Linked DNA regions of Homo sapiens: all the other regions are linked to region 2. Evidence: read pairs that join two places in POLR2A ChIA-PET (ENCODE). Cell type or tissue: OCI-LY7. All regions are shown on one strand.

Region 1 (8,000 bases), 56 kb before region 2:
CTCAGCGCCGGCCTTTCCCTCCCTCTGCCAAGGACTCATGGCCAAGCCAGCTCTCGGGGCCTTTTTTCCAGTGCCCATTTGGCTACTCTGCTGCACCAAGCTTGGGAGCCAGCCTGCCAAGAGCCGCCTGGGCCTGGCCTCCCCACTGGCTGGCCTTGAGGTAGGCAGAGTGGGTTGTGGCGCCTCCTCTCTCTGTGTGGGACCAGGACGGTGGCTTAAGTCTCCACTCCAGGAAAGAATCAAAGTTTCTAGAGTTGTGAGAAAACCAGAGAGTGGCTCTCCTGATTCTTCACTCTGGGGTGCGTTCTTCATGTTCTCCCAGCTGTTCCAAGACTGGGCCGTAGAATTCCATGTTTCAGGAGCCTAAGACCCTCCCAGAGCCCAGGTGCTTCACCGCAGACCGCAAGCCATTGAGCACATCACCCAAAGCAGTGGCCAACATCGCGGACCCCTGTGCCTTGTCACAGATGGGTGCTGGTCCTCAGGCGTTGGGGACACTGCTGGGTCGATGGGGTCGGATTCTGCCAGTTTCTGCTCTGCAGCCAAAGATGGTCAGAAGCATTGTCACTTCAGTAACATCAAGTGCTCAAAGACATGGCAACCGTTCAGTGGTACTTAAGTATTCAAAATATACAACTACAGATTCTCTGACAGAAACCAGCACGGGGTCTTCACCTTCATTCACCCCACAGGCGACATGCGAGGGAGAACAGCATCTCAGTGGTGATTTCCAAACCAAGCCTTTGTTTTCGGTGTGGGGTTTTGGGGGTTTGCTTTAATGTTTTTGAAATTGTAAATGTTGGGCTTTGTATTTTGATGTAAACTGAGAATAATGGCATTTTAGGGCCTGTGACCAAAAATGAAGCTTGTAACGACCATGGATCTGAATAAACATGTCCTTGCTTCTGAGTCTTCTGGCACCTGGGCTCAGTCTCTAGGAGGTTCACCTATACAGAGTCCCTGAGCACACGGGGGCTGCAGAAACAACTGTTGGGCACCCTGTCGGCCCCTCCCCCCAGTGTCCACAGGCCTGGGCCTCTGGCTTCCTATGCTTTCCTCTCTCAGAGGCACAGTAGACTTTGCCCTGTCTTTACAAAAGATTCAAAAAGTTAGGCATGGTGGTTCACATGTGTGGTCCCAGCTACTTGGGACGCTGAGTTTGGAGGATCGTCAGGGTCCAGGAGATCAAGGCTGTAGTGAGCCTTCATCACGCCACTATACTCCAGCCTGGGTGACAGAGTGAGACCCTGTTCTCAAAGAAAAGCTGACCACCGGGAACATGTGCCGCCAAGTCTATGGCTTCCAGAAGCTCCAAGGATTGCGGGAGTTGCTGGGGGCTGAACTGTCTGGCCAGGAGTGGGGGGCAGGCAAAAACGCACTGAGAACCAAGAACAGCAAAGCTGAGTGAGGGGTCAGGGTCCTGGGGGCTGGGACCTGGACAGCGATGGCCACAAGGCCAGCTGGTGCTCAGTGGCTTCTGCCTGGGGAGCAAGGGCAGCAGCGGGCAGCTAGGTTCCAGCCACTTCCAGGTAGCAGGGTAGGGACCTCGCCAATAAAACGGGATTTAAATTTTGCCAAGAACTTTCACTGTAGAGAAAATGGGACTGCTGGGATGAGAGCAAAATGCAGTTGGTGGGGCCCGGCCAGGAGGCACTTGTGAGGGACTTCTGGGGAAAGACTGGAGTTGGAGCAACTCAGGGGAAGCAGTTCTGTCTGGGGCACAAGGAGGAGGGAGGCCAGGCTGGAGGCAGGAGCTCCTGCACATTCTCGTCTCCACCCCTGGATGCTTCCAGAGTGGTTTGGCCTAACTGCCACTGCCCCCGCCTCCTCAGCTCCTAGGATGCCCTTGACTTTTTGCCATTGGGCCACACTCCCCTGCTGACAGGCCAACTCCAGATGCTTTTCTGACCACGTGGCCCAGAGCCTCTGGCAGCGCAGCTTCAGGCTGTCCTGACACCACCCCTGCCCCTTGCACCTCCGCATCGTCCTCCTTGCCCCGAGGCAATCCCATTCCCTGGATCCCATTCGTGGCCCACTCCCACGATCTACCGCTAGGATATACCAGCGCCCCCGTGATCCGAGGTAAGTCAGATTCTGATCATCTTGTGCAAGCAACTCACAAGCAGAGGCCCTGTGCAGTCAGGAGAAATCTATACCTTTCCCCTTGGACATCCAAGAGCAAGTTAGATCCCCTAAAGGCCAGCTCTCACCAATAACCCTGACATTTCCAATATAAATGAGAGAGAACTCTCTGTTTTGAGACAAGGTCTTGCTATATTGCCCAGGCTGGAGTGCACTGCACCATGACAGCTCACTGCAGCCTCTTAACTCCTGGGCTTAAGCAATCCTTCCGCCTCAGCATCCCAAGTAGCCAGGACTACAGGCATGCGCCACCGCACCCTGCTAATTTTTAAATTTTTTTGTAGAGACGGGGTCTCACTGTGTTACCAGGCTGATCTTGAACTCCTGGGCTTAAGTGATGGGACCGCCTCCGCATCCTGAAGTGCTAGGGTTACAGGTGTGAGCCACCACGCTGGAGAGAGGCCTCTTATGTAGCCTTCACTGTAAAAATTAAGCTAGCTTCCCTTGACTCCCGAAGCCAGAATTCCTAGCATAATTTTCTCAAGTCACAAGGTGCCGAAATATATCTAATTATTTCCCAGTCAAGAATTCCTACTTTTGGCCAGGCGCAGTGGCTCACGCCTGTAATCCCAGCACTTTAGGAGGCTGAGGCAGGAAGATCACCTGACGTCAGGAGTTTGAGACCAGCCTGGCCAACATGGTGAAATCCCATCTCTACTAAAAATACAAAAATTAGCTAGTGTGGTGGCGCATGCCTCTAATCTCAGCTACTTGGGAGGCTGAGGCAGGAAAATCGCTTGAACCTGGGATGTAGAGGTTGCAGTAAGCCGAGATCGCACCACTGTACTCCAGCCTGGGTGACAGAGACTCCCTCTCAAAAAATAAATAAAAAATAAAAGTGATAAATTGGCAGCTGGCGCCAGGGACAGGCCATTTCTTGATGGGCCACACCTATTTCACTAAAGTGTTAATTGAATGCAGATTCCAGGGAGAATCAACTTCCCAGGCATGTGCATTAAGAGACAAAGTAGTGGAGTATGACCTTCCAGGGGCACCCCACCCGAAAACCTCAGATGGGCATGCATACAGTTTCCTAAACACACTGCATGTGTTTAGGAACTCCCAAGGGTAAGGAGGGTACTGTACATGTGGGCAGCCCACCCTATGGGAAGGATCATGGGAAAGGGGCTAGTCTAGAAAGTCCTAGGATCAAGGTTAAACACCACACTTGACTTTCATGTGCCCACTTAGGTCTCTTCCAAGCATACTTTCCTTTCTTTCCTGTTCTAAAGCCTTTTAAAATACACTTCCACTCCTGCTCTGAAACTTGCTTTGGTCTCTTTTTCTGCCTTATGCTCCTCAGTCGAATTCCTTCTTCTGAGGAACCAAGAATTGTGGTTGCTGAAGACCCATCCGGATTCACTGCCAGTGACTTGGACACCTTCCACTGCTAACACTATTAACTCGGACACCTTCCACTGCTAACACAATAACACTGGGTTATTGTGTTTATTTGGAGAGTAAGTATGGTTTAAGGAGATGTGTATGGGTGCCAGGTTGACAAGGGGTGGACTTTTGATGGTTAATTCTATATGTCAACTTGTCTGGGCCACTGGATGCACTCATATCTGGTTACACATTATTTCCTGGCAGGTCTGTAAGGGTGTTTTCAGAAGAAAGTGGCATTTAAATTGGTGGTGCAAGCAGCCATGCATACATTTCTGCAGTAGCTTCCCTATAGCTTGCAGGAACCAGAGCGGGCAATAAGAGCCCCATCCTCCAAATACTGGGGATCTGTGCTCTGATTGATGATGGCTGCTGTTGATTGTGAAAATGCAGACAAAGAGGCAGGCAGCCACTGCTGCAATCTCCACTGCTATGTTTGCAACGTCCCTCCTCAACCCTCACTGCCTCCCTGGGTACACACCTTCCAGGAGGTTTTTATGGATCAGCACCTCCTCCTGCCTTCATTTTTCTTTTCTCCTTCTTGGGAACCAGATGTTTAGGACTAGGACATTCAAAAGCAACCACATACCAGGCACAGTGGCTCATACCTGTAATTTCAACACTTCTGGAGGCTGAGGGAGGAAGAGAGCCTCAGTCCAGGAGTTTGAGACCAGTCTGGGCAACATAGTAAGACAAAAAAAAAAAAAAAAAAAAAAAAATTAGCCAGGCATGGTGGTGTGTGCCTGTAATCCCAGTTACTAGGGAAGCTGAGGCAGGAGGATGACTTGAGCCCAGGAGTTCCAGGCTGCAAGTGAGCTATAATCGCACCACTGCACTCCTGCCTGGATGAATTTCTCTCCACTCAGGATATCCTCCCTCCCAGCAGTAATATTGCTACCATTCATTCCAGCTGTCCATAAACCATAATTACTGAATACATGTTGCCATAATTTTTTTGAGCAAACTGTCATCTGTTAAAAAAAAATAAAGATTATATTTTATCTTAATTTATTCCTTCTCTAATGCACTTCCCTTTTTTTAGATCCAAATTTCCTATATCATTTTCCTTCTTTTTTTGAAACAAGGTCTCTCTGTGTTGTCCAAGCTGGAGTGCAGTGGTGCAATCATGGCTCGCTGCATCTCAGCCTTCTCAGTAGCTGGGACTGCAGGTGTGCACCACCATGCAGGCAAATTTTTTAGTTCTTTGTGGAGACAGGGTCTGGCTATATTGCCCAGGCTGGTCTCCAACTCTTGGGCTCAAGAGATGCTCCTGCTTTGGCCTCTCAAAGTGCTGGGATTACAGGCATCAGCCATGCACCTGACTTTTCATTTCTGTTGTGTTTTTGACTTCTTACATTTTCTTTTAGTTTTTTGAGACAGAATCTCACTCTGTTGCTCGGGATGGAGTGCAGTGGCAGGATCCCAGCTTGCTGGAAACTCCACCTCCTGAGTTCAAGCAATTCTTCGGCCTCGGCCTCCTGAGTAGTTGGGATTACAGATATAAACCACTATGCCTGCCTTTTTTTTTTTTTTTTTTTTTTTTTGAGATGGAGTCTTGTTCTGTCGCCCAGGCTGGAGTGCAGTGGTACCATCTTGGCTCACTGCAAGCTCCGCCTCCCGGGTTCACGCCATTCTCCTACCTCAGCTTCCCGAGTAGCTGGGACCACAGGCGCCCACCACCATGCCCGGCTAATTTTTTGTATTTTTAGTAGAGATGGGGTTTCACCGTGTTAGCCAGGATGGTCTCGATCTCCTGACCTCGTGATCCGCCCGCCTCGGCCTCCAAATAATTTTTGTATTTTTAGTAGAGATGGGTTTTCACCATGTTGCCCAGGCTGGTCTTGAACTCCTGACCTCAAGTGATTCACCCACCTCAGCCTCCCAAAATGTTGGGATTAGAGGTGTGAGCCACTGTGCTTGGCCAACTTCTCGCATTTTCTTTTCTTTTTTTTCCTTTTTTTTTTTTTTTTCTGAGATGGAGTCTTACTCTGTTGCCCAGGCTTGAAGGCAGTGGCATGATCTCAGCTCACTGCAACCTCCACCTCCTGGATTCAAGCAATCCTCCCACCTTAGCCTCCCAAGTAGCTGGAATTACAGGTGCATGCCACCACGCTAGCTAATTTTTGTATTTTTTAGTAGAGATGGGATATCACCATGTTGGCCAGGCTGGTCTTGAACTCCTGACCTCAAATGATCTGCCCAACTTGGCCTCCCAAAGTGCTGGGATTACAGACATGAGCCACCCTGCCTGGCCTTCACATTTTCTTTAGATTATTTCTTAGAATGTCTACTTCTCTGTTCCCATTATCAGTCTGTAATCTCATGTTGTCCACTTTTTCCATTAGAGCCCTTAGCATATTAATCATAGTTGTATTCCATTTCTTGGTCTGATAATTCCAACATCTCTGCCATATTTAAGTCTGGCTCTGATGTTTGCTGTGTCTTCAAACTGTGTTGTTTTTTATTATGCCTTGCAAGTTTTTGTTGAGGGCTGGTCGTGCTCAACCAGTAAATGGACTTTCTGTGTGAAGTTTTATGTTGGTCTGGTTAGGGGTTGCGCCATGTGTTCTGTTTGTTAACTGGAGGTGTCAGAGGCTTAAACCTCCTCTAGTGTCTTAGTTTTTGTCTCCCTGTTGCCTTTACGGTTTCCTAGAGATTTCTTGAATAAGCTCTGAGATGAGCAGTTCTTTCACTTGTATCCCCTGTTATTATACAGGAGCCCCGCTGATGTGGCAGTAAGATGTGGGGAAAGGAGAGCCAGAGCAGGCTGGGGTTAGCTATGTTCCCTTCCTCCAGGTTTGCTGGTATCTGGCAAAATTATGATTGGCCTGGCTGTGATTTTTTTTTTTTTTTTGAGGGCAGGCCTTGTAAAAAAAATAAGACTTCTTTTTATTTTTATTATTTTTAAATTTATTTATTTATTTATTTATTTTTTGAGACACAGTCTCACCCTGTCACCCAGGCTGGAGTGCAATGGCGCGATCTTGGCTCACTGCAACCTCCACCTCCTGGGTTCAAGTGATTCTCCTGCCTCAGCCTCCGGAGTAGCTGGGATTACAGGTGTGAGCCACCGCGCCCAGCCTCTTATTTTTAGGCAGCATCTCACTCTGTCACTTAGGCTGGAGTTCAGTGGTGCCATCATAGCTCACTGCAGCCTCGACCTCTGGGGTTCCAGCAATCCTCCCGCCTTAGCCTCCCGAGCAGTTGGGACTACAGGCGCAAGACACCATGCCCGGGTTTTTTTTCTTTTAATTTTTTAGAGACGGGGTCTCACTTTCCATTCAGGCTGGAAAGGATGCCTGGATGCCTTTTATTATTATTTTTTTAGACAGAGTCTCTGTCGTCCAGATTGGAGTGCAGCGGTGCGATCTCGACTCACTGCAACCTCTGCCTCCCGGTTCAAGCTATTCTCCTGCCTCAGCCTCCAGAGTAGCTGGGATTACTGGCTCCCGCCACTACACCCGGCTACATTTTGTATTTTTAGTAGAGTTGGGGTTTCGCCATGTTGGTCAGGCTGGTCACGAACTCCTGACCTCAAATGATCCGTCCGCCTCGGCCTCCCAAACTTCGGGGATTACAGGCGTGAGCCCCGGCGCCCAGCCCTGGATGCCTTGTAAATCACTACTCACCCAGGAAGAGCCAGCGACAGGCCCCGCCCCCGCCAACCGCCTCGCGCCTTCCGTCGCCCGGTTTCCATGGTGACGGGGCGCCAGGCTAGGGCGGCCTGGCCACTGAGCCGGGGTGCAGTGGCAGCGGGAGAGTACCTGGCGATGGCGATATGAGCGGTGCGGGGGTGGCGGCTGGGACGCGGCCCCCCAGCTCGCCGACCCCGGGCTCTCGGCGCCGGCGCCAGCGCCCCTCTGTGGGCGTCCAGTCCTTGAGGCCGCAGAGCCCGCAGCTCAGGCAGAGCGACCCGCAGAAACGGAACCTGGACCTGGAGAAAAGCCTGCAGTTCCTGCAGCAGCAGCACTCGGAGATGCTGGCCAAGCTCCATGAGGAGATCGAGCATCTGAAGCGGGAAAACAAGGGTGAGCCGGCGCGGGGCCCTAGGCCGGCCCTGCCTCCCCAGGCACACTCAACACTGCCGCTCCCGCAGCACAGAAACACAGCCATCAACTCCAGCACACGCCTGGGCTCAGGGGGAACACAGGACGGTAAGCCCGCCCTGCCACGCTGAGCTGTCCCCTCCTCCCAGAGGGAGACCCGCGTGGCCCCCGGGCAGTGCCGACCCTGTCTGCCTGTCTCGTAGGGCAGCAGCATTTCAGATGCTGACTCCGCCAATCCTCTCCTCTCCAAGCAGGGTCAGACACACCTCTGTTAAAAACTTTATAGAGGGGCCCGGGCGCGGCGGCTCACGCCTGTAATTCCAGCACTTTGGGAGGCCGAGACGGGCGGATCACGAGGTCAGGAGATCGAGACCATCCTGGCTAACACGGTGAAATCTCGTCTCTACTAAAAATACAAAACAATTA
Region 2 (8,000 bases):
TCAGGTTCCCTGCTCGGTTTTGGATGGATCATTTTAGTACTGTTAGTGTGTGGCATATTTTCTGTAACAACCCCTTAGCTGATAGGTGATTCCTCAAAACGTTCTCCCAGCCTTTCTCTTTGGGCTCATTGTTTCCTTTTCCTTGCAAAAACTTCACTTTGAGGTAGCCATGCGTGTTTTTTTATGGCCAAGCATTATGGTTCATGCCTGTAATCCAAGCACTTTGGGAGGCCAAGGTGGGCAGATCACTTGAGCCAAAGAATTTGAGACCAGCCTAGGCAACATGGCAAAACTTCTTCTCTACAAAAAAATATGAAAAATTAGCCAGGCGTGGTGGTGTGTGCCTGTAGTTCCAGCTATTCAGGAGGCAGAGGTGGGAGGATCACTTGTGCTGGAGAGGTCAAGGCTGCAGTGAGCCATGATCATGCCACTGCACTCCAGCCTGAGTGACAGAGTCCCTGTCTCAAAAAAATTTTTTTAATCTCTTTAGTAACATTCATTTCAATAAGAGTGAAATGACATCTGAGTTTGGTTTTGAAGTACTTTTTTTTGATGAATAGTGATGTTGAGGACCTTTTCTCTGACCTGTTAGTTTTATGTCATCTTTGTAGATATCTCTATTCAAGTTCTGTGCTCAATATGAGTTTGGATATGTATTTTATGCTATTTAGTATTGCTTTTTTCTGTGTACATGTTTGGTAACAACAATTTGTCACTTCTACGATTCCCTCAAATTTCCTAACAATTTTTTTTGAGACAGAGTCTCATTCTCTTACCCAGGCTGGAGCACAGCGGCATATCAGGGATTGTGAGTCCTCCAACTTAGTTTCTATTTCTCAGGGTTCCTTAGACATTCAGGGCCATTTCCATGTGATCATTAGCATTGTGTATTCACATTTCTTAAATTTCTGTGCATAATAAAGTATATAATTAGAGAGTCTGCTGGGACTGTTTTTCCTCTGGGACATTTTGGTAAATGTATATTTTTAGTAATGATCAAATCAGGGTACTTGCTCTATCTGTTCTCTCATACAGGTATTATTTCTCTGTTGTGATAACATTCAAATTGCTCCCTTCCAGCTTTTTTGAAAAATGTCCTATTTTGTTAACCAGAGTCACCCAGCTGTGGTATAGAACACAAGAATGTATTTGTCCCAACTAACTGCAACTTTGTTTCCATAACCAATCCTTCCATCTCCTCCTTCCCCTCTCCTCAGAAAACCACTACTGTACCTTTTACTTAATGAAGGCAAAGTTTTTGGATTCCATATAAGTGAGATGAATTTGCTTGTTTTTCTATGCCAGGCTTATTTTATTTAACAATATATTTTTCAGGTTCATCCATATGGCTCCAGAGGAAAATTATATTATTTTGTTATGGATGAAGAGTATTACGTTGTGCAGATATACTGCAGTGTCTTCATCTCTTGATGTGTGATTGGGTAGGTAGGTTGATTCCATATCTCCTATATTGTGAATAGCGCTTCTTTTTTTTTTTTTTTTTTTTTTGAGACGGAGTCTCGCTCTGTCGCCCAGGTCGGACTGCGGACTGCAGTGGCGCAATCTCGGCTCACTGCAAGCTCCGTGCGCTTCTTAAAGCATGGGAAGGCAGATAGTTTTTTTACGGAACCAGCTGCCTTTGCTTTAAATGCATACCCAGTGTGAGAAACTCCCAAGTTTTTTTCACAGTATATACACCAACTTACATCAACATCAGTAGCATATACGAGTTTCCCTTTCTGTAAGTCTACACAGGTTGCTGCCATCCAAAATTTTTATTGCTGTTTTGGTAATACTCATTCTCAGTGTAGTTTGATGGCATCTGATATCAGAGTGTGATTCTGACTTACATGTTTGGAGTGATTAGTGATGTGGAGAATCTTTAGTTTCACCTGTGAATCAGTTTCATGTCCTTTGCAGAAGTGGTTGCGCAGGTCCGTTGCATATTTTTAGCTTGTGTATTTTTTAAAAATCTTTTCCCCACTTAGTAGCTTTAGTGTTTGAGTATGTTAGATAGCAACCCCTTCCAAAATTACGATTTTCCACAGTTTTCCCCCAGTCATCCTGTCCGCCAAGGTAGAATACTTTCTCTTTGGGATCATGTTTTCTCCCCCATGCAGAAGCTCTAAAGCGTTGGTCTCACAGGTTTATATTTGCTTTTGTCAGCATGGATTTCTGTGTCTCATGAGAGAGACAGAGAGAGAGAAAAAAAGAGATGGCAAAGTCATTGTATTTTCTATGGGTATTTTCACCCTAAGCGAGAACATGTGGTATTTGGTTTTCTGTTCTTTCCTTAGTTTGCTTAGCATAGTGGCCTGCAGTTTCATCCTTCTTGCTGCTGAGAGCACGAATTTTTTTTTAAGCTGTGTAGGATTTTGCGGTATCTATGTACAACACTTTAAAACATCTAATCAACTGTTAAGGGGGGACATAGGTCGATTTTATTTTATTTTTTCATGTGAATAGCACTTCCAAGAACACATCCATGCCTGTGTCATTTTGAAAGAAGGATTTATGATTTATTTTCCTTTGTGTAGATACCCAGTTATGCGATTGCTCATTTGGATGGTATTTCTAAGTTCTTTGAGGAACTTCCAAGCTACTTCTTATAGTGGGAGACTAGTTTTTATTCCTACCAAGAGTGTAGCAGTGTTTGCTTTCCTCTGCTGCCTTGCCACCATGTAAATGCTTGGACTTAGGACAAATGGCCATTCTGACCGACTTGAGATGGTATCTCAGTGTGCGTGTGAGTTGCATTTCTCTGATGATGAGTGATGTTGATGTTTTTTTCTTGTCTATTGGTCACTTGTACGTCTTTTTTTTTTTACAAGTATGTCTCCATGTCTTTTTGCCCATTGTTTGATTATTTGTTTTTCTGCCTCTTGATTTTTTTAAGGTCATGTTAGAGTCTGGCTATTAGACCTTGGTCAGAAGCGTAGTTTGGGAACATTTTCTCCCATCCTGTAGGCTATGTTTTTACTGTGCTGGTGATTTATTTTGCTATCTGGCAGTGTTTTAGTTTCTTAGGCCCAACTTGTCCATTTTGGTTTTTCTTGCTGTTGTTTTTAGGGACCAAGTCATCTAAATTCTTTACCAAAGCCTGTGTTGAGAAAGGTATTTCCTAGTTTTTCTTGTAGGACTTGTATAGTTTGCGGTCTTCTGCTGAAATCTTTCATTCACCTTGAGTTAGTTTTTGCATCTTGTGAGAGGTGAGGCTCCAGTGTTGTTCATCTGCAAGTGGCTAGACACTATCCCAGTGCCTTTCATCGCACAGTGAGCCCTTTCCACGTCTGAATTTTGGTGTTTCAAAGGTCAGATGGTTGCAGGTATGTGGGTTGCTTCTGGGTTTCCTATTCTGTCTAGGTGGAGGTGGGTCTGTAGCTTTTCTGTGAAATTTGAAATTGGAGATCGTGGTCCATCTGACATCGTCTGGATCTCCCAGCATGGCTTTGGAGTTTCAGAGCATTTCGTGGTCCCATGGGAATTTTAGCATTCATTGTTTCTTCACATTGCTTTCAAAAAACAAAATCGACCCATCCTAAAGGTGTACAAGTAGAGGGTAGAGTGGAATATTTGGATCCATGCATGCATCAGATAGTGATGAAATCAGGGTATATAGTGTCATTTTTTGCCTTGTAGAGTGTTCCTGTCTTTGAGTTGAGGAGAGCCAGAACTCTTCTTTCTGGCTGCCTTGAAAACTATCCTCTGGTAAAGTTTTCTCTAGTCACCCTGCTGAGGAATAGAACAGCAGGTTTCATTCCTCTTACGCAGCATGTCACTTTGTACCTGTTTCCTATCCCCACCCGTGCCCAGCCTTCTGTTCCAACCCTGGCAAGCACTGTGGTGCTTTGTAGGTCTATGTGAGATTAAAGGGTCTTAGATTCCCCATGAGTGAGGTAATGTGAGGTTTGTCTTTCTCTGCTTAGTATTTCATTTACCATAATGTGTGTTTCATTACCTAGTGTGTTTCATTTACCAGGTTCCACCATGTTGCCGCAGATGACATGATTTCAGTACCTGTGTCTGGCTGAAAAGTGTTTGTTTGTGAATGGATATTGTGGTTTCTGGATCTCATCCTCTGTGGGTGGACAGGTAGGTTGATTCCTTATCCTGGCTATTGCGACTGGTTCCACAGGCAGCATGGGAAGGCAGATGTGTCTTCTGTGTACTGATGACGTATGCTACCAGTGCACACCCAGTGGTAGCGCGGCTCAGTGAAATGGTCGTTGTATTTTTAGTTTTTAGAGGAACCTCCAGGTGGCCTCTGTAGTGTGCGCACTAATTTACCTTGTCAACAGTTGTGGACAAGAGAGCTCTCCTCTCTGGAAATTCACAGCAACATTTGTGGTTTCCCTTCTTTTAAGATATATGAAGTTCTTTGTAATACTCTTTCCTTTGAGAGGGACACGATATCTGAGTCTTGTTCTGATTTTCATTTTTCTTATGATTAGTGATATTAACTACTAGGTGTTAAGTACATTTGTTTTCAGTTTTAGGTGTTCTTTGCAGAAAAGACTCTTTGGTTTCTTTGCCCAATTTTGGTTTGCTAATTACCTTCTCTTTTCTGCTAGTTAGTAGTGTTAGTTACTTACACCTTTTCTAAAAAAAATCTCCTTAGCTGTGTTTTCCCCTATACCTTTCTTATCATCCGTTGGATGTTTGTTTCTTTTCATTCATTGTTTTCATTCTTTCTTTCCCCCAAGCCATATAGTCTGATGAGTCTGATGCAGATTCAGGGGTGTGCAGTGTTGTGGTTTTCCACTACATTGGTTACTGATGAAATAAAGGACATTCACTAGCATACCAATCTATTGTGAGTTTTGCTTGTTTGTTGTTTGTATTTTCTTTCCCCCATATTGTTTTCATTTTCCTTTTTGCAAATTGTAAGCATAGATCCAGGTTGGCCCAGGTATCCACACACCATATACTTTCTTCTCAGAGAGTGATAGTTTCAAGTTTTGGGTATAGGTCTTTCATTCATGTTGAATAGATGATTGTGAATTTCACACAATAAGGACCCTATGTTGTTATTTTGCCTAGGGATATCCAGTTCTCAGAACGCTGTATTGGACAGACTCTCCCTTCTTGTGGTGACGTTTGTGGTTCTTTCTAAACATGTGCTTAGGCTATACCAATTTGAACTTACTCCTAGGCACCTTCATTGTGTCCCCTGGTCTGTGTTTCTCTGCTAAGGCCTATCACAAATCATCTGGGTAACTAAAGCTTTGGGAAGTAATTTAAAGTGGAAGCATGTGATGGCTCCACCGAGTTTGTGTGTGTAGGAATCTGGGTAACTAAAGCTTTGGGAAGTAGGTTAAAGTGGAAGAGTGTGATGGCTCCACCGACTGTGTGTGTAGGAACTGCTTTGGGAGTGCGCGGCACTTCATTGTCCCACAGGACTTTCAGAAATATGTTGTGATCCTATTTGAAAACAAAAATTTCACATGGTCTATGCTTTTACTTTAAGGGCGCAAGGGACCATTTGACATATGGATCAGTGCTGTTGTGATCAAATTACAGGACCTCGTGTCTCTGTTTCAGGCTATAGTGAGGATTTCTTGGTGGAGAGAGTATCCCGATCACCCCTTCCCGCTATATTGAATATCATGCTAGGAGACTGTTAAGCCTAGTCACCCTGCTAAGCTGTAGAACACCAGAATTCTTGCCATTCATCTGAGCGTCACTTTGTAGCTGTTTCCAAGCCTCCCCTCAGCCTCTGGTACCCACTATTGACGTTGCTCCTTTGTGAGATGCATTTCATTAGATTCCATGCGCGTGAGATCGTGCTGTGTTTGTGTTTGTCTTCCTCTGCCTGGCTCATTTCCTTTGACTTAATGTCCTTCAGCTTTCTCCACCTTGCTGGAAGTGACCTGCTGTCCAGAAGTTTGATGGCTGAGGAGTATACCATCGTGCATGCATCTTTCATTTCCTGCATTTCTTCCTCCCTGGATGGACAGGTAGGTTACTTCCATACCCTGGTTATTGTCCGGAGTACTTCATCAAACACGGGAAGGCAAATATCTCCTTAAGTTACAAGGTTCCTTGGCTTTGCTGGTATACCCAATGTTGGGATGGCTACGGGAACTGGTAGTTGTATTGTTGTTTCAGAAACCTCCTGCTGTCTCTCCCAGTGGGTATACAAATTTGCATTCCTACCAATAGTGTGTGAGAGTTTCTCTGTCTGCAAATCTACACTGCCCTTATCTTCAAAAGGTTTTATTGCTGTTCCTGGTCATACTCGTTCTCTGGGGAGTTTGGCAGTATCTGAGTGTGGTTGGGATTTGCATTTAGGGGATGATTACTGATGTGGAGGAACTTCTATTACCCGCGAGTCTGTTGCAGGTTTTTTCAGAAATGCCTATGCCAGTCTTTTGGGCAATTTTAGCATGTGTATTGGTTTTTGTGTTTTTGTCCACTTGGGACCATTAGTTTCTTGAATATATCAGATAAGAAGCCCTTCCAGATCCACAGTTTTCCATAATTTTCTCCCAGTCTGTGGGATGTCTTCTGTTGGGTTCACTGTTTTCTCTCCAGTGTTGAAGCTATGTGAAGCTCTGAAGTTGTCCTTAGTCTCACATGGTCACATTAGCTTTTGTTAGCGGTGATTTCTGTGTCCCTTTGAGAAGAAAAGCAAGATGGCGAAGCCATTGTATGGTCTATGGGTATTTGATTCCTATGTGTTTTCTGTTTGTGGCTTAGGTGCACAGGTTCAAGTTTTCCCACACTAGACATGCACCCTATGTGTTTTCCTTGGAGGTTTTGGTTTCACAATTGCCCTTTAGTGTTCAGTGGATTTTGTGTCGCTTTTTGTGTCTTGTGTAAGGGAAGGGTTTATTTCAGTCCTTTGCATGTGACCCCCCAGTTTCTTCAACCATTGTGCTTTTGGTGTGCTTTTGGGGGAAAAGCAAGAATCCTATGGATTCAGTGTTTATAATTGTGGGCTGATTATTTGGCTCCTTCGTTGTGTCCATTTGGTTATCTTTCTGTGTTCATGCCACTAATGGATGGATTGGGCCACTGTAGGCTTTTTCTTTCGTTTTGTGTGTTTTTTTGTATTTTCTTCCTTTTTTTCTATTTCTATTTCCAAAACTGGGTTTTCTAAAATGATAGCTACTTTTATTGTGATCGAGGGGTGGACGCCTGCAGGTTCATTTCACTACATGGCTATATAGCAGACTTTGTATGCTTGAGGTCCTAGCGTACCCATCACCCAGGCGGTGAACACAGCACCAGTTGGATCATTCTTCCTCCAAGGCTTCCTGTCTCCCTCCTTTTTCTGTCTGGTAGTACCCAGCATCTGTTGATTTCATCTTTACGTTCGTGTGTATTCGGTGTTGAGTTTCTGCCTGTAAGTGAAAACCTGCGGTGTTTGGTCTTCTGCTCTTGCCTGAGTTCGCTTAGCAGAGTGGCCTGCAGTTCTGTCTGTGTTGATGCTGTGGGCATGATTTTGTTTCTGTGTTTGATTTTCCTTGGTGGCTTCTTAGTATTCTGTGGTGTATAGGTATCACATTTAAAAACATCTCATTTTCTGTTGTTGGGCATCTAGGTCAGGTCCACGTCTTTATTCCTGTGAGTAGCACTCCCGTGAACATGCAAATGTCTGTGTCTTTTTGATAGACACATGTATTTTTCCCTTGGGTGGATACACAGGGTTGGATTGCTGGGTCGAAGGGTATCTCTGCTTCCTTTCCCTCTTTGTTGTTGTTGTTGAGAAATCTTGAAACTGCTCTCCACAGTTTGAGACCTAGTTTGCATTACCCCAAGAGTGTAGCTGTGTTTGCTTTTATCTACTGCTACACAAATATGTTTTGTGTTTGGACAAATGGCCATTCTGACTGGTGTGTGATGGCACTGGTACCTCATCTCTGATGATTAGGGATGTTGAGCATTTTCTCCTGTCTGTTGGTCTTTTTTAAGTCTTGTTTTGACTAGTGTGTTTGTGTCATTTGCCCATTTTTTACTTGTGTTATTTTTCTGCTTCTTGATTTAGGTAAGGTCCT
Region 3 (8,000 bases), 75 kb before region 2:
CCTGGCCCTGAGTATCCTTTGGTGGCCCTGAGGTAGGGAGGCTGTGGGTGGCCCAGCACTTGACACTTGCGGGGGGTGTGGCTCATCAACCCTGCGTGTTTGCCCCTGACGCTGCTCTCAGATCCATTCGAGTATTACATATTCTTCTTTGCCTTGAGCCTCATCACTCAGAAGGTAAGGAAGGGATGCCTTTTGCTGGGAGAGGTGGGGCCACGGCCCAGGGCTTCCCTGCACTTGTTGGTGCTTGGTGGCCTGGCAGTGTCCAGAGCCCACGCTAACAACTAGCTTGGTTTTCCAGCCACTCCCTGTGTCCCTCCACGTCCGTACTTCAGACTGTGCCTATTTCATCCTGGTGGACAGGTACCTGTCATGGTTCCTGCCCACCGAAGGCAGTGTGCCCTGCCACTCTCCTCCAGCCCAGGGGGGACCAGCCCCTCACCGCCTCCCAGGTAAGGCTGCCCTTTGTTAAGACCTGGCCCTTCCATAAGGGAGTGGCCTGGTCACTTGCATCGCCCACGGGGACAATGTTGCCACCCTTTGTCCACGGTTCCCCAATTTTTCTTATGCCTCATTCCCCACCCCCAGCTGTCTTAGCACAGACTGGAGGGTGGGGTGTGGCGGGCAATCTGTCCTTAGTGTTCAGTGTCTTTGGCCATCACTGAAGCTATCAGGTCCCTGGAGGCCTCCACGGCCTGCATGGGAATGGGCTGTGTTGTGCATGGAGCAGCCCTCCCCACAGGCAGTGTCTGAGGCAGTGAGCAGGGTGGAAAGGTTGTCCTATGAGCAAAAAAAATGGAAATCTCTATGGGCCCCTGGAGCAGGTCTTGAAGGGGAGGCCCTGGGCCAAAGAGCCTGTTTTGCCAGTCCAAACAGGCTGAGCCTGATGCGTGCCTGCACAGGTCGGGAGTGTGAACCAGGGGCTCTCATGCCTGGCTGTCCTGGGTCCTCAGTGGGCACTAACGCAGGGCCTCTTGGCCGACTTCCCAGGAGACCCTCTTGCCCCAGCATCAGCTGCCTGTGCACCTCTGACCCTCCTTAATCTCACTGGCCTATTGCCTTCCCCAGGAAGCTGCATGCAGGCCCCTTCCTGCAAGTGCTGGCCCACCCCAGATCTGCTGTCATGTGTAAGGCAGGCCAGGCCTTTACGTACAATTCACGTGTGGACAGATTCCCCAGAGGGTGGAGGGGAGAAAGGGAGAGGCAGGGAGGAGATGCTGCCCAGGTGGCGGCAGTGATCAGTGACCCTGAAATGTTGCTGATCCTGTGGAGGACTTGGAGGTGAGGCAGATTCACACCCTCTTAGATGCAGAATTCAGCCGCCAAGCAGTTTTTGATGCCTGGTTTTTTTTGTTTGTTTTAACTTTTTGCGTTTTTTATTTTAATTTTTTCTTTTAGAAATCGTATATGTGGGCTGGGAGTGGTGGCTGACGCCTGTAATTCCAGCACTTTGGGAGGCCGAGGTGGAGGGATCGCCTGAGGTCAGGAATTCGAGACCAGCCTGGCCAACATGGTGAAACCTCATCTCTACTAAAAATACAAAAGTTAGCTGGGCATGGTGGTGCACACCTGTAATCCCAGCTACTCGGGAGGCTGAGGCGGGAGAATCGCTTGAACCCAGGAGGCAGAGGTCATGGTGAGCTGAGATCACACCATTGCACGCGCACGCGCACACACACACACACAACACACACGCACACAGAAGAGATCACATACGTATGGTTTGGGTTTATTTATTTATTTTATTTTATTTTATTTATTTATTTTTTGGAGATGGAGTCTCGCTCTTTCGCCCATGCTGGAGTGGTGCAGTGGCACGATCTTGGCTCACCACAACCTCCGCCTCCTGGGTTCAAGCGATTCTCCCACCTCAGCCTCGCAAGTAGCTGGGATTAGAGGCACAGGTCAGTGTGCCCGGCTAATTTTTGTATTTTTAGTAGAAACGGGGTTTCACCATGTTGGCCAGGCTGGCCTCAAACTCCTGACCTCAGGCAATCCATCCACCTCGGCCTCAGCGAAAGTGTTGGGATTACAGGTGTGAGCTACTGCGCCCAGCATTTTTTTTTTTTTTTTTTTTTTTTTTGAGACAGGGCCTGGCTGGGTTGCTCAGCCTGGAGTGCAGTGTTGTGATCACAACTCACAGCAACGTTAACCTCCTGAGCTCAAGTGATCCTCCCACTTCAACCTGCCAAGTAGCTAGTACTATAAGCATGCACCCCTACACCTAGCTTTTATTTTATTTTTTTGTAAGATGGGTCTTGCTGTGTTGCCCAGGCTGCTCTGGAACTCCTGGGCTCCAGCAATCCTCCTGCCTTAGCCTCCCAAAGTTCAGAGATTACAGGCATGAACCACCGTACTGGTCCATTGTGGGCTTTTGTTTTTTTTTTTGACAGGGTCTTACTCTGTTGCCCAGGCTGGAGTGCAGTGGCGCTGTCTCTGCTTCAAGTGATTCTCCTGGCTCAGCCTCCCAAGTAGCTGGGACTACAGGTGCCTGTCACCACACCCAGCTAATTTTTGTATCTTTAATAGAGACAGGGTTTCACCATGTTGGGCAGGCTGGTCTTGAACTCCTGACCACAAGTGATCTGCCCGCCTCGACCCCCTAAAGTGCTGGGATTACAGGTGTGAGCCACCGCTCCTGGCCTAGCCATTATGTATTTTTAAAGACAGTCTTACTCTGTCACACAGGCTGGAGTGCAGTGTCATAATCATCACTTGGTGGCACAATCATCACTCAAGCCAGCCTGTCACCTCAGTGCATCACCACAGCCAGCTAATTTAACTTTTTTTTTTTTTTTTTTTTTTGCAGAGATATGGGGATGCCTCGCTGTGTTGCCCAGGCTGGTCTTGAACTCCTGGCCTCAGCAATCTTCCTGCCTCAGCTTCCCAAGTAGCTGGAATTACAGGTGCAAGCCACCACACCTAACTTTTTATTTTGAAATAACTTCAGACTTACAGATAAGTTTCCACACATAATAAAAATAACTTGTAGGCCGAACACGGTGGCTCACGCCTGTAATCCCAGCACTTTGGGAGGCCAAGGCGGGAGGATTGCTTGGGGCCAGGAATTCGAGACCAGCGTGGGCAACGTTGGGAGACCTCATTTCTACAAAAAAAAAAAAAAAAAAAAAAAAAGCCAGGTGTGATGATGTGCAACTATGGTCCCAGCTACTCAGGAGACTGAGGTGGGAGGATCACTTGTGCCCAGGAGCAATGAGCTGTGAGCTGTGAGTGTGCCACTGCACTCTAGCCTGGGGTAACAGAACAAGATCCTGTCTCAGGGAAAAAAAAAAAAAAGAAACTTTCATAGACCCTTCACCCAGATTTCCAAATTGTTAACACTTTGCTGCATCTGTTGTTTTCCACCTCTATTGTATGTGTTTTTTTTCTCTAAGCCAATAGGAGTAAGCTACAGGATATGACACCCCTTGACCTCTTAATATTTCAGTGTATTTCCTAGAAGCGAATGCATTATCCTATATAGTCACAGTGCCTGTAACCACACCAGGAAGTTAGTATTGCCACCAGGCCTCACACTGTGTGCAGTGATGTTTCACAGGCTCACCCACTGTATATAGTGATATTTCTAGTCCCCTTCAGTCAGGAACGGTCCCTTGCCTTTCTGTCTTTCCTGACCTTGACCCCTCCAGAGCATGTGGCCGCCCCTTAGGCTGTCTGGTATTTGCTGGTGACTAGGCCCAGCATGGGCTTTGTTGGGAGGAGCACCGTAGTGGGACACCTGGTCCTTGCCAGGTGCCCTTTTATCACCGGGTTAAAAAGGTGCCGGTCAGGTTTTTCCATTGTAAAATAATTACTTTGTGCCCAGATTAAATAGTAATGAGGCTGGGCGTGGTGGTTCATGCCTGTAATCCCAGGACTTTGAGAGGCTGAGGTGGGCGGATCACTGGAGCTCAGGAGTGTGAGACCAGCTCAGGCAACATAGCAAAATCCCATCTCTACCAAAAATTTAAAAATAACCAGGTGTGGTGGTGTGTGCCTGTAATCCCAGCTACTTGAGAGGCTGAGGTGGGAGGATTGCTTGCACCCAGGAGGCGGAGGTGGCAGTGAGCCGAGATCATGCCCCTGTACTCCAGCCTAGGCTACAGAGAGAGACCGTATCTCAACCAAAAAAAAAAAAAAAAATTAATAGTGAGTGCCTGGGCAACATAGCATGACCTTGTTTCTACTAAAAAGAAAAACATCAGCCAGGCATGGTGGTGTTGGTCCCAGCTACTTGGGAGGCCTAAGTCTAGGAGGTTGAGGTTGCAGTGAGCTGTGATTGCATCATTGCACTCCAGCCTAGGCAACAGGATACGATCCTGTCTCAAAAAAAAAAAATTGATAATGAGAATTTACCAGGAAGATGTATGGAGACCATGTAATTATCAGTAGTATTAACATCCACTTTTGATTCTCCCCTTTATTCAAATTAATTTTATTTGCAGACAGGGTCTTGTTCTCTTACCCCAGACTGGAGTGCAGTGGTACGATCTCTGCTCACAGCAACCTCAACCTCCTGGGCCCAAGAGATCTTCCCGTCTCAACCCCCCAAGTATCTGGGACTACAGGCAGGCATCACCACACCTGGCTAATTTTTATATTTTTTTTTTGTGGAGACAGGGTTTTGCCCTATTGCCCAGGCTGGAAATTTCTTAATTATTTAGAAACAGGGTCTTGCTCTGTCACCCCAGGATGGAGTGAAGTTGGTACGATCATTTGTCACTATAGCCTCAACTCGTGGGCCCAGGCCATTCTCCCTCCTCAGCCTTCTAAGTAGCTAGTACTACAGGCACATGCCACCAGGCCCAGCTGTTTTATGTTTCAATGTTTTTGTGGAGATGGGTTCTCACTTTGTTGCCCAGGCTGATCTCAAATGCCTGGCCTCAAGTAATCCTCCTGCCTTGGTCTCCCAAGGTGCTGGGATTACAGGTGTGAGCCCCCATGCCCAACCTCACTATTGATTCTTGACCAAATCAGCTATTAATAGGGCGGTTACCAAGTGGTGGTTCTCTAACTTATCCCTCCTTCATTGATTAGTGGGTCAGTGGTCACTCTGCGGTAAGGAAGACTTCTCTCTTTGCTATTTATTTATTCAGGTATATCAGTGTGGATCAGGGGGCTGGGGGGGAGGTATGCATTGTGCTATTGAACAAGTTGTAATCTCTCCCTGCTCTCGTTGATTTTGATATCCAGATTGCCCCTGGCTAGGCCAGCGGGAGCCTGTAAACTCGGGCCTGTTTCTGTGTCTCCCTCAGGACACCAACCATGCCCTTTGCTTCCTATGGCCTCCACCACACTAGCCTCCTGAAGCGACACATCTCTCATCAGACGTCTGTGAATGCAGACCCCGCCTCCCACGAGATCTGGAGGTCAGACACTGCTCCAGGTGAGAGTTGAGCTGGTCAAAAGAAACTGTTCAGCCAGCTGGGCATGGTGGCTCATGCCTATAATCCCCAGCACTTTGTGAGGCCGAGGTGGGCAGATCATCTGAGGTCAGGAGTTTGGGACCAACCTGGCCAACATGGTGAAACCATGTGTCTACTAAAAATACAAAAATGAGCCGGGCACGGTGGCAGGCGCCTGTAATTTCAGCTACTCAGGAGGCTGAGGCAGGAGAATCACTTGAACACAGGAGGTGGAGACAGCAGTAAGCTGAGATAGTGCCATTGCACTCCAGCGTGGGTGACAGAACTGGACTCCATCTCAAAAAAGAAAAGAAAAGAAAAAAGAAACTGTTTAGCCACCTTCCACTATGTGGGGCAGAGTCCCAGAGGCGGCCCCTCAGCCCGGGGCTGATTCTAAATTGTTGGTATTTTCCTGCTGTGACATTTAGAAAACATGAAAGTAAATCTGCCCACCCTTCTAACTTGTATGTCATTGATGGCGTTTTTCATCCCAGGATCCCCTGTCCATGGAAGTTGTTTCGTTTTGCCTGTGGTGAGGCAAAATTGTTGCAGAGGCTTTTGGTTTCCATGACACTGAATGGTGAGGGGTCTGTGCAGCCTCCACAGGCCTTCCATTGATTCAGGGGATCCAAGTAGTAGGTGACAGATTTCCTTGTCTGCCCAGAGGGGCTCCAGCCTGTCAGGATGGTATGGGCTGGCTCACTTCCTGAGTGCTGGTCAGCTCCCAGGTCCTGGCTGTGTCTTCTAGGCACACATCAGAGAGATTCAGCAGGTGCCGCTTCTGACGCTGGATCCTGGGGCTGACTTGGTAGCCACAGCCTTGCTTTTGACAGCCTGACATGTAGATAAGATAGGATTCTATCTCCCATCTTGTATATAACTCCTAGTATTTGGGGTGCTACACTTTTTGAAGCCTCCATACCGTTTCACAGCATCCTCGCAGGGTGGAATGGTAAGAACCGTTGCCCCTGTTCACAGAGGGGACCATGATGCCCAGATGGCTCTTGGCTGTGTAGACCGTGGGCTGTGCTGGCCATGAAGAGGGCAGAAGATCGTGACACAGGGCTTATAGGGCAGAACTGGAAGGTTCTGCTGTTCCCTGGACCAAAGCATTTTTTTTTTTTTTTGAGATGGAGTCTCCCTCTGTTGTCCAGGCTGGAGTGCAGTGGCTTAATCTTGGCTCCGTGCAACCTTCACCTCTCAGGTTCAAGTGATTCTCCCGCCTCAGCCTCCCAAGTAGCTAGGATTACAGGTGCCCACTGCCATGCTCAGCTAATTTTTGCATTTTTAGTAGAGATGGGGTTTCACCATGTCTCCAACTCCTGACCTCAGGTGATCCACCTGCCTTGGCCTCCCAAAGTGTTGGGATTACAGGCGTGAGCCACTGTGCCCAGCCCTTTTTTTTTTTTTTTTTTTAAATCAGAGTCTAACTTTGTTGCCAGGCTAGAGTGCAGTGGTACAGTCTTGGCTCACTGCAGCCTCAAACTCCTGGGCACAAGCAATCCTTCCACCTCAGACTCCCAAGTAGCTGGGATTATAGGTGTGATGCCTCACCACACCCAGCTAATTTTTGTATTTTTTGTAGAGACAGATTTTCACTATGTTGGCCAGGCTGGTCTTGAACTCCCAGCCTCAGGTAATCCACCCACCTTGGCCTCCCAAAGTGCTGGGATGACAGGGTTGAGCCACCATGCCTGTTGGTTGCCTTTTTACTCTATCAATAGTATTTTTTCATGCTCAAGAGTGTTGATTTTAATGAAGTCTAGTTGTCTATTTTTTTTCCTTTTTGTTGCCTGTGCTTTGGGCGTCATATCTAATTAATCATTGTCAAATCTAGTGTTATGAAGTTTTCTCCCATGTTTTCTTCTGAGAGTGTATGGTTTTAGTGCTTATCCTCAGGTTGCTTACCCATTTTGAGTTATTTTTTGGCGATGGTGTGAAGGAAGGGCCCAGCTTCGCTGTTCTGCACATGGAATGAGTTCCCAGCTCTGCTTGTTGGAGACACTGTCCTTTCCCCACTGGATGGTCTGGCACCATTGTCAAGAATGGTTTGACTAGCTAATGCTTTTTTGCAGGTTTTTGTTGAAATGTGGCTTCATCACTATTCGTTGGAGATGTATCAAAAAATGCAGTCCCCTCATGCCAAGGTATGTTTCCACAGTTTTTCTTCCCACCTCCTGCTTCTGACCCTGCTCAGCCTGCTGCTTCTTATCCTGCCTCGGAGTGAGTTTTCACAGGCTGGATGGTGGGAAGCAGAAACCCACCACCCACCTGTCACTCAGAAGCCGAGTAAGAAGTGGGCATCATTCTCTAGTTTCCGGTGGCGGGCAGGGGGCATTGCACACTGACGTGTAGACACTTGAGGCCTGGAAGTCTGGCCTTTCCGGGGCCCTCCCTGTGCAGCTTCCTGAGCCCCCTCCCTGGCAGCGGGAACAGATGAGGTTGTGGTGCTCTTGCTCTGGGGGTGGGGGGAGCTGCAATGCCTCTGGGAGCCACTTTCTCGTCTGTCTCCTTGACCATCAGCAGTCTTTGTGCTTTCCCACGAAGGGGTGGCCTGGAGCCTTCTTTGCCTGCTCCCCCTACTCCCCCACCTCCTCC
Region 4 (8,000 bases), 170 kb before region 2:
TCCAGACACTCAGGAATCATTTGTTCAGCTTGTTCTATATGCTGGAAACTGTTGCAGGGATGGATATATGCAGTCCTTGTCCCAAAGCAGCTTATGACTCCAAGAGCAAGGGATAGAATATGAACATGTGTCTTTGGGTTACTTCTAGGGGTAAGAATGAGTTCTGTGGGCAGATGCATACAGGAAGTGGGGAGAGGGAGAATGAGATACAAACTATCCAGGCAGGAGGCATTGCAGTAATCAAAGTGAACTATGAGAGAAGCCTGGGGTGTTGTAAAAAGAAAGAAACTTTGTCATAAGTGGAATGATCAGACAAGTCTTAGAAGGCTGTATTGCAGCCACAGTTCTGACTGGCTACCAATCAGAAGAAGAGGGAAATGAGAACTCTTCTTGGCTTGAGTACCTGAGTAAAGGATCTAACCATTCCCAGACAGGCGGCCCACAAGAGAGAAGCAGGTTAGAAGGAAATACCACGAGTTGTGTTTTGGTCATGTTAGGTAGAGGACATTTGAATGCAGAGTAAGTCAAACTCTTAGGGCAGGGGAGTCAAGAATGCTCCATTGCAGTGGTGTCAGCAAAATGGCAGGGAAGGCAGCTCTAAGCTCCCATCCTTCCATAGGAATGTTGAATAAACAACCAGACACTGTCAGAACCAACTTTGTGAGAACCGGGAAAATAATCAAAGGTGTACGGCAACTAAAAGAATGCTGGATCAACACAAAGGAAACTTAAAAATGATATGAAAGCTGTGTGGCATTTTTGCTTGTCCCACAAGTCCAGCTTGGTGATAGTCTTGAAGACGGCAGGCTGGATTCCCCAGGCTGGGACCCTTATCCCTGGTTCCAGAGAGGAGAGCAGATCTGATTCACAAATGATTATGCTTGTCTGTTTTAATCTTTCCAGAGGCTGTCTGAAGAAGGTATTCATCATCTCTGTTTTACCTGACCCAGAAACCATTCTGCTAGGAAAAACAGTGGGCATTGCTTGAAAACAGTGTTCTGTGGTTGAAAAACCCACAGTCACCTTGGGCTGGTGGGAATGTAAAATGGCGCCTCTTCTGGATCATCGTTTGGCAGTTTCTCAAAAGGTCAAACGTAGAATCACTATTTGATCCAACAATTCTACTCCTAGGTATATCCCCAAAAGAATTGAAAACAAGGATGCAAACATATGCGTGTACACTAATGTTTATAGAAAAAATATTCACAATAATCAAAAGGCAGAAACAACCCAAGTGTCCAATAACAGAAGAATGAATAAACAGTGTGATATAAACATAAATGGAATATCTAGCCATGAAAAGGAATTAAGTATTGATACATACTGCAACATGGATGAGTCTTGAAAACATTTTGCTAAATGAAACGTCAGACACAGAACACATATTGATGCTTTCACTTATATTAGGTACATAGAACAGGCAATTATAGAGATAAAAAGTAAATAAACAGCTTGGGGCTGAAGGAAGGGTGAAATTATAAGTTATTGCTTAATGAGTATAGAGTTTTAAGTTGATGAAATATTTTGGAGATAGTTTGTGGTGATGGTTGCAAACCACGTAAATGTCATTAATACCATTGATTTGTACACTTAAATTGCTGAAATTGCAAATTTTATACACACAACCCTGACATATTGCCAGGATTAAAAAAATAGTAACAAAAATAGTGAAATAAGGAAGAATGATTTCCTAGACAAGCACGAAAATCCCTTGTAAGCTAAGTCTACAAAGCCCTCTCCAAAATGATGCAAAATTAAGCTACTTTTACATTTTTAAAAGAAAATGCATGTAATCTTAACATCAAAACCCTTAACTAAAGTAAGCATTTCTGATCGGAGTGTAAATTAGTTCAACCATTGTGGAAGACAGTGTGGCAATTCCTCAGAGACCTAGAACCAGAAATATCATTTGACCCAGCAATCCCATTACTGGGTAGATACCCAAAGGAATATAAATCCTTCTATTATAAAGATACATGCAGGTGTATGTTCATGGCAGAACTATTCACAATAGCAAGACGTGGAATCAACCCAAATGCCCATCAGTGACAGATGAGATAAAGAAAATGTGGTACCTATACACCATGGACTACTATGCAGCCATTTGCAGGGACATGGATGGCATTGGAAGCCGTTACCCTTAGCAACTAATGCAGTAACAGAAAACCAAACACCGCATGTTCTCACTTATAAGTGGGAACTGAACGATGAGAACACATGGACATATGCGAGGGGAACAACACACACTGGGGCCTGTCAGGAGATTGGGCAAAGGAGAGCATCAGGAAGAATAGCTAATGGATGCTGGGCTCAATACCTAGGTGATGGGATGATCTGTGCAGCAAACCAACCCGACACACATTGACCTGTGTACCCTGCACATCCTGCACATTTGTACCCCTAAACTTAAAAGTTGAAGAAAACAGGCCGGGCGCGGTGGCTCACGCCTGTAATCCCAGCACTTTGGGAGCCCGAAGCAGGTGGATCACGAGGTCCAGAGATCGAGACCATCCTGGCTAACACGGTGAAACCCCGTCTCTACTAAAAAGAAAAATACAAAAAATTAGCCAGGCGTGGTGGTGTCGGGTGCCTGTAGTTCCAGCTACTCAGGAGGCTGAGGCAGGAGAATGGTGTGAACCCGGGAGGCGGAGCTTGCAGTGAGCCGAGATGGCACCACTACACTCCAGCCTGGGCGACAGAGCGAGACTCCGTCTGAAAAAAAAATTTTTTTTGAAGAAAAAAGTAAGCCTCTAATAAAGCTCTTAAAGAGATATTTTAAAATAAAGGAATTTTTTTAAACAAAATATAACAATAACAGCAAGCTCCCTAATCTCTTTCCTGGGCATCTCTGACCTGAGAGTCCTGCTGAACCCCCAGCTGCTCCCCCAGGCCACCCCACAGCCCCCTTAACACTCCAGCCTGTCCGTCATGTTCAGAAGGAGCTGCTCAATCAGTCCTGGTGTCTTTCTCAGCCCCTTCCAATTCTCTTTCTCACCTTTGGCCTAACCAGCAGTTCTGAATCCTGGAATGAGTTGGGTAGAAAGCTGTGCTTGCTCACAAGTTACTGTTTTTGACCCTGTCACAAATGTTTGTTCATTATGTAAATGTTCTGTGACTGCTTACTTGCTCAATCAGGCTGTCTATAGATAAAGAAAAAGGCCCATCTCCCTGTTCTGATTTGTGTGCAAAACTCCCAATATGGAAACTGGTAACTGCTTACTTAGAGATTAATATACAGCACTGTCATTTATTTTATTATGCAATCTTTATTTTTCTAGAACTTTGAGAAGATAACACATAAGTTCATATTAACATATAATCAAAAGACTTAATGTATATAAATGCACACAACATGCAACAAGATAATTCGGGGAGGAGCATGGAATGTGGAGAAGAAGACAATAGGAGAGATCAAATAAAGCCAGGAGTAGAGTTAAATACAAATGCATATACTGCCTATTTAAAATGGGTCGAAATTTTGACTCTAAACTTTCTTGCAGAAAACTCTGAAAAGCTGGCATATACATTTATATAATTTGCAAGCTGCAGGACAATGCAGGCTGTGTGCCTAACTCCCTGATGGTAAGATAATGCAGATGTCCCCAGTGATAGGAGGTAGTAAGCCAATTTTGTTTTTGTTTTCTCTCTAACGATGTATTCTGAATGACGTTTTCTGCAGTGGCATGCTCTTAAGCCCATAGCTAGAGTAATATGCACTTCCCAGCATGTTAGCTGTGACACCCTCCTTTCCATTCCACTCAGGAGAACGTACTGGATTACAGACGAGTGAGAATAATGTTGAATGATTAACTTTCTTAAGTAATTTCTTAACTCTAACATTAATAAAATTAAGACTTACAGCCGGGTGCAGTGGCTCACTCCTATAATCCCAGCACTTTGAAAGGCCAAGGCAGGCAGATCACCGGAGATCGGGAGTTCGAGACCAGCCTGACCAACATGGAGAAACCTTGTCTCTACTAAAAAAAAAAACAAAATTAGCCGGGCATGGTGGAGGCTGAGGCAGGAGAATCACTTGAACCCAGGAGGCGGAGGTTGCAGTGAGCCAAGATCGCACCATTGCACTCTAGCCTGGGCAACAAGAGCCAAACTCCATCTCAAAAAAAAAAAAAAGACCCACAAACTTTGATCCTTCAGCATTAGTAACAGATTACTCTAATATTTTCATATTCCAACATAATGTTTGAGAAACATAATGTTTGTGAACAGCGTTAAATTATACAAAATCTAGTTATGTACATGGGAGTTATCAGTAAGGATATTTCTCAGTTTTTTTCCAGAATGCATTAAAAAAAAAGTAAATCAATTATTGGCTTCCTTTAGATTGTGTAGAGAAATAAGTACAGTAAATATCTCACTTCCCACACTTCCTTAACCTTCCCTGCTCCTGCAGGCTGAATATTATTATCTGCTGCTTTACATGGCCTGATAGTATTTGGGTATTAACAATATGATTGTGCACTGCTATTGCCTCAAGAGTGGTCCGGCTCTTTGAATGCGTTGGAAAAAACAAACAAAAACTCTCTTGAACGTGATACTGTATTTCACCAGCAGAGGGCAAGCTACACTCAGTTGTGCCTATATGTGACGAATTCTGTACAAAGATTTCGTACACAAGCCATAAAGGCCATTTCTTTCTAATTGAAGTAAGTAGCCAGAAATCTAATAATATCTAAAGAGATCGATCCGATTAAGCTTTAATTTGAGTTCATCTTGGTCTCAAGGGGATTGAATTTAGTGGGTGGAACACAGCAACAAAGAGGCAGACATGCAAGGACTGGGGTTGGCAGTACCTGGAAATATCTTCTTCCCCCTGGGGAAGAAAGATTTTAAAAGGCTGGAAAGTCACCTGGGCCTCAGCTTAGTGGGCTGGTCTTGAAATTTAGCTGGACTTTAGGCAGTAAAATCATGTCCTGGACCATTGTGGCTGAGGCAAGTAAAGACTGAAAAATCAGTGGAAAAACTTGGAGCTTGGGGCTGAGAACTGTCAAGAGATGAGATACCCATTTGGTGGGATGTGGGTCTGAATTCAGGGACAGGCTCAATAAGTAGGCAATGGGACCCCTGTGCAGGAAGCGCCTCTATCCCAACAGCCAAACAGATTAGGAGGATTTTGCTGGGATGAGGTCAATGTCTGCATGAATTCCCCCAGACAGAACAGTCTCTAGTACTGGCTCAGTCATGCACCTTGACCCTAAAGCCAGAGTCTGATGGCCCCACTCAGTCCCTCCAGCCCTGTTCCATGACAGGACACACAAAGCATTCTTGATTCAAGCCTAATGCTCTCCAGCACCTTCCTGGCATGCCCTGTGGAAAATGGACAGATTTTATAAAATATGCTGTCCTCTATTTGCAGCCCTCTAGCTGGACTGTCGTGGCCCCCTTTCTGCACACTGAAGGGGATCTCTGACACTGACACCTGTCGGTACTATGTCTCAACCTGCTGACCCATTGGAAGCTACTTTGGATGACCGCCAAAGTGGGACATTTTATGCTTTCCAAAAAGGGAGAAAATTGACTCAGGAATTGTCCACATGATTTTCAGCTCCTGAAATAATTCAATGACATAATAAATATTTTAAATGATTAGAGTTATTATGAAAATGTTAATGAACTTTAAAAATCCATCAGTTTGAATTAACAATGTTATTTTAGATTTCTTTTGGCACCATGATGAAATTTTATTTATAATACCATTTTTTTGGCTTAAGGTCTTTACATCTTGTTATATTATTCAAGTTCTCATAATTTTATGAAATTTAGAAATAGTTCTCCGATTATGAATCCTCTCTGTTAGCTAAATTTAATTGTTAGTATAGTATATTCTTTTCCCTTTTCTTTTCTTTCTTTCTTTTCTTTCTTTTTTTTTTTTTTTTTTTTTGAGATGGAGTTTTGCTCTTGTTGCCCAGGCTGGAGTGCAATGGCGCGATCTCGGCTCACTGCAACTTCCGCCTCCCAGGTCTGAGTGATTCTCCTGCTTCAGCCTCCTGAGTAGCTGGGATTACAGGTGTGTGCCACAACGCCTGGCTAATTTTTTGTATTTTTAATAAAGACAGGGTTTCTCCATGTTGGCCAGGCTGGTCTTGAACTCCTCACCTCAGGTGATCCACCTTCCTCGGCCTCCCAAAGTGCTGAGATTACAAGAGTGAGCCATTGTGCCTGGCTTCTTTTCCCTTTTCATACTACATCATTAAAGTGAGCCATACTGGCCACTATAAAGTAGTTCTCATTGAGATACTGCAGGTGCATGTTTTGGTTATAAAATTGTTCTCATATAAATATCACAACTAATATATTAGACCTATGCTGTAAAGGCAAAATTATACACTATGGCTTTGTTCTTGCCATTAATTACCTTTTTGAAAATATTTTATTACATTCTAGTGGAAAAAGATTTCTCTCAGGTAGCAGAGCAAATAAATACTGTAAGATCTATAGTGTGATCAACGTATTCTGTCTTCAATAAATTTGAAATAAAAAAGACATGAAAAGGCATGAAGACAAAAGTCCAAGGTTTAGGGATTAAATTGTGTGTGGCTGCCAATTACAGAAATTAACGGAGACATTTTGTTGCTTGACACTACTTTATAGATTGTGCTAGAAAACGTAGTGGTCAAATTTTAATGTTTTTATGATTGTCATACTGTGATGACTGTGAGAATGAGAATCACAACCTCCAACTACAGGACAGGAGCCATAATTGACAAGGGTTCTGTTATATCCCTGCACTCTGAAATTCATTGCCACCTTTGCAGCAAGACCACTCTACCTATGGGTTGCTCCCAGTCAGTGACTGAGCACACCAAGATACTTAGAGCTGCCCCTGGTAGATGAGGGATTCCTTTGACAGATGACTGGCTCAAGACTCCCAAACAGCCTTGCCAAACCTTCTTTGACATTGCGGCAATCCGGAATGCTTCCACCCAGCATTCCTTCTCTCTTCCCTGTCTCCTTCACTCATGGTGGACATCCATTGTGCTCTGATAGCTCTCCCAGCCCTACCCAGATCCGCCCCCCATTCTCTCTCATGGGCATTTTGCACATTTAATTCTGTTTTGGCATTTGCTTCTCCGAGGACCCAGGTGAAAACACATATGATCAAGGGTATAGTTTTCAAGTTAGCATGTCTAAATGACTTTAAACCAAACTACATTCTATATGTATCTCTGATAATATTTTTGTAGTATCTGATAATTATAAAAGCAACACATGTTCATTAGACAAAATACAGAAAACATGTAAGCCTTGCACTTTTTTATGCCAATGTTTTTTATGATCTTGAGTATTCAATAATGGCGGAAATTTATTTGTGTCACAGAAACCTGTCTTACCCTGGCATGTCTTGGGAACCACATTTAAAAGTCGGTTTTCATAAATTATTGGTAAAATAAACTCATACATCTACACTATGCAACTGTGCAATATAAACATACTGTTACGTTTCTTTATATGGAGAAATTTTCATGCTGCCTTACTAAGTTTAAACACTAAAACAGAAAGAAAGCCTGGGAGGATTCACACCAAAATGCTAACTTTGACATTTTGAGTAGCTACTTTGGGATTTGCGGTCTTTTTGTTTTATTTGCTTGCTTATCTCTGTTGTTTGAATAATAAAGGCGGATATTTCATTGCTATCCTAGGCTTAAGCATCTTCTTTAGGGTAGTTTAAAGTAGATACTCTTATCTTGGGTGCTTCATTCATCTGGAGAACATGGCATGCTTCCTTATCAGTTAAGTCACAAATTTGACAATTAACTGATATTGTTGGTTGACATGTCTTTGATTATGATGTAATACATATTTCAGGGAAAAATGCTTTTCAAAAGTATTTTCCATTAGGAAATATCATTAGTATTAGCGTATATCAGACTATAACAAGAAACAGAAATTTCATTATCCCATTGCTCTTTTTATGATGCTAAATAAGTAGTCCCCCTAGCAGCCCAGATTTATGTTACCAAAAAATCAGTACACTTTGGTTT

What was found. ChIA-PET counts read pairs that join two places held together with the same protein. Peaks named below come from ENCODE experiments on the same cell type or tissue, not always from the same donor. Only the 100,000 strongest peaks of a DNase experiment are listed, where the experiment ranks them.
Region 1: POLR2A ChIA-PET joins it to region 2 with 5 read pairs; 3 of 35 experiments call an interaction of 5 or more read pairs at or near these places.
Region 3: POLR2A ChIA-PET joins it to region 2 with 8 read pairs; 2 of 35 experiments call an interaction of 5 or more read pairs at or near these places.
Region 4: POLR2A ChIA-PET joins it to region 2 with 7 read pairs; 1 of 35 experiments calls an interaction of 5 or more read pairs at or near these places.

Annotation. Positions count from the first base shown.
Region 1 is chr2:131,520,665-131,528,664 of GRCh38, forward strand. CCDC74A (coiled-coil domain containing 74A) reads left to right here and starts at 7,224. Exons shown (of 8, transcript NM_001258306.3): 1 at 7,224-7,556. The coding sequence starts at 7,307. It also overlaps the pseudogene SMPD4BP. RefSeq lists enhancers at 920-1,644, 7,363-7,412 and silencers at 7,083-7,162, 7,233-7,312. In OCI-LY7, a CTCF peak has its summit at 7,409; DNase peaks (open chromatin) are centred at 7,166 and 7,784; H3K4me3 peaks cover 1,426 bases; H3K27ac peaks cover 1,048 bases.
Region 2 is chr2:131,576,173-131,584,172 of GRCh38, forward strand. No RefSeq gene overlaps it. Among named protein-coding and RNA genes, the nearest start is that of CCDC74A, 52 kb to the left of the region's middle. In OCI-LY7, CTCF peaks have their summits at 4,223 and 4,422; DNase peaks (open chromatin) are centred at 1,879 and 4,239; H3K4me3 peaks cover 4,277 bases; H3K27ac peaks cover 4,541 bases.
Region 3 is chr2:131,501,060-131,509,059 of GRCh38, forward strand. It overlaps the pseudogene SMPD4BP. Among named protein-coding and RNA genes, the nearest start is that of MZT2A, 13 kb to the left of the region's middle. In OCI-LY7, no CTCF peak of the experiment used is centred here; no DNase peak of the experiment used is centred here.
Region 4 is chr2:131,408,770-131,416,769 of GRCh38, forward strand. No RefSeq gene overlaps it. Among named protein-coding and RNA genes, the nearest start is that of LINC01120, 9.9 kb to the left of the region's middle. RefSeq lists a silencer at 5,112-5,358. In OCI-LY7, CTCF peaks have their summits at 4,574 (motif pointing right) and 4,773; a DNase peak (open chromatin) is centred at 4,572.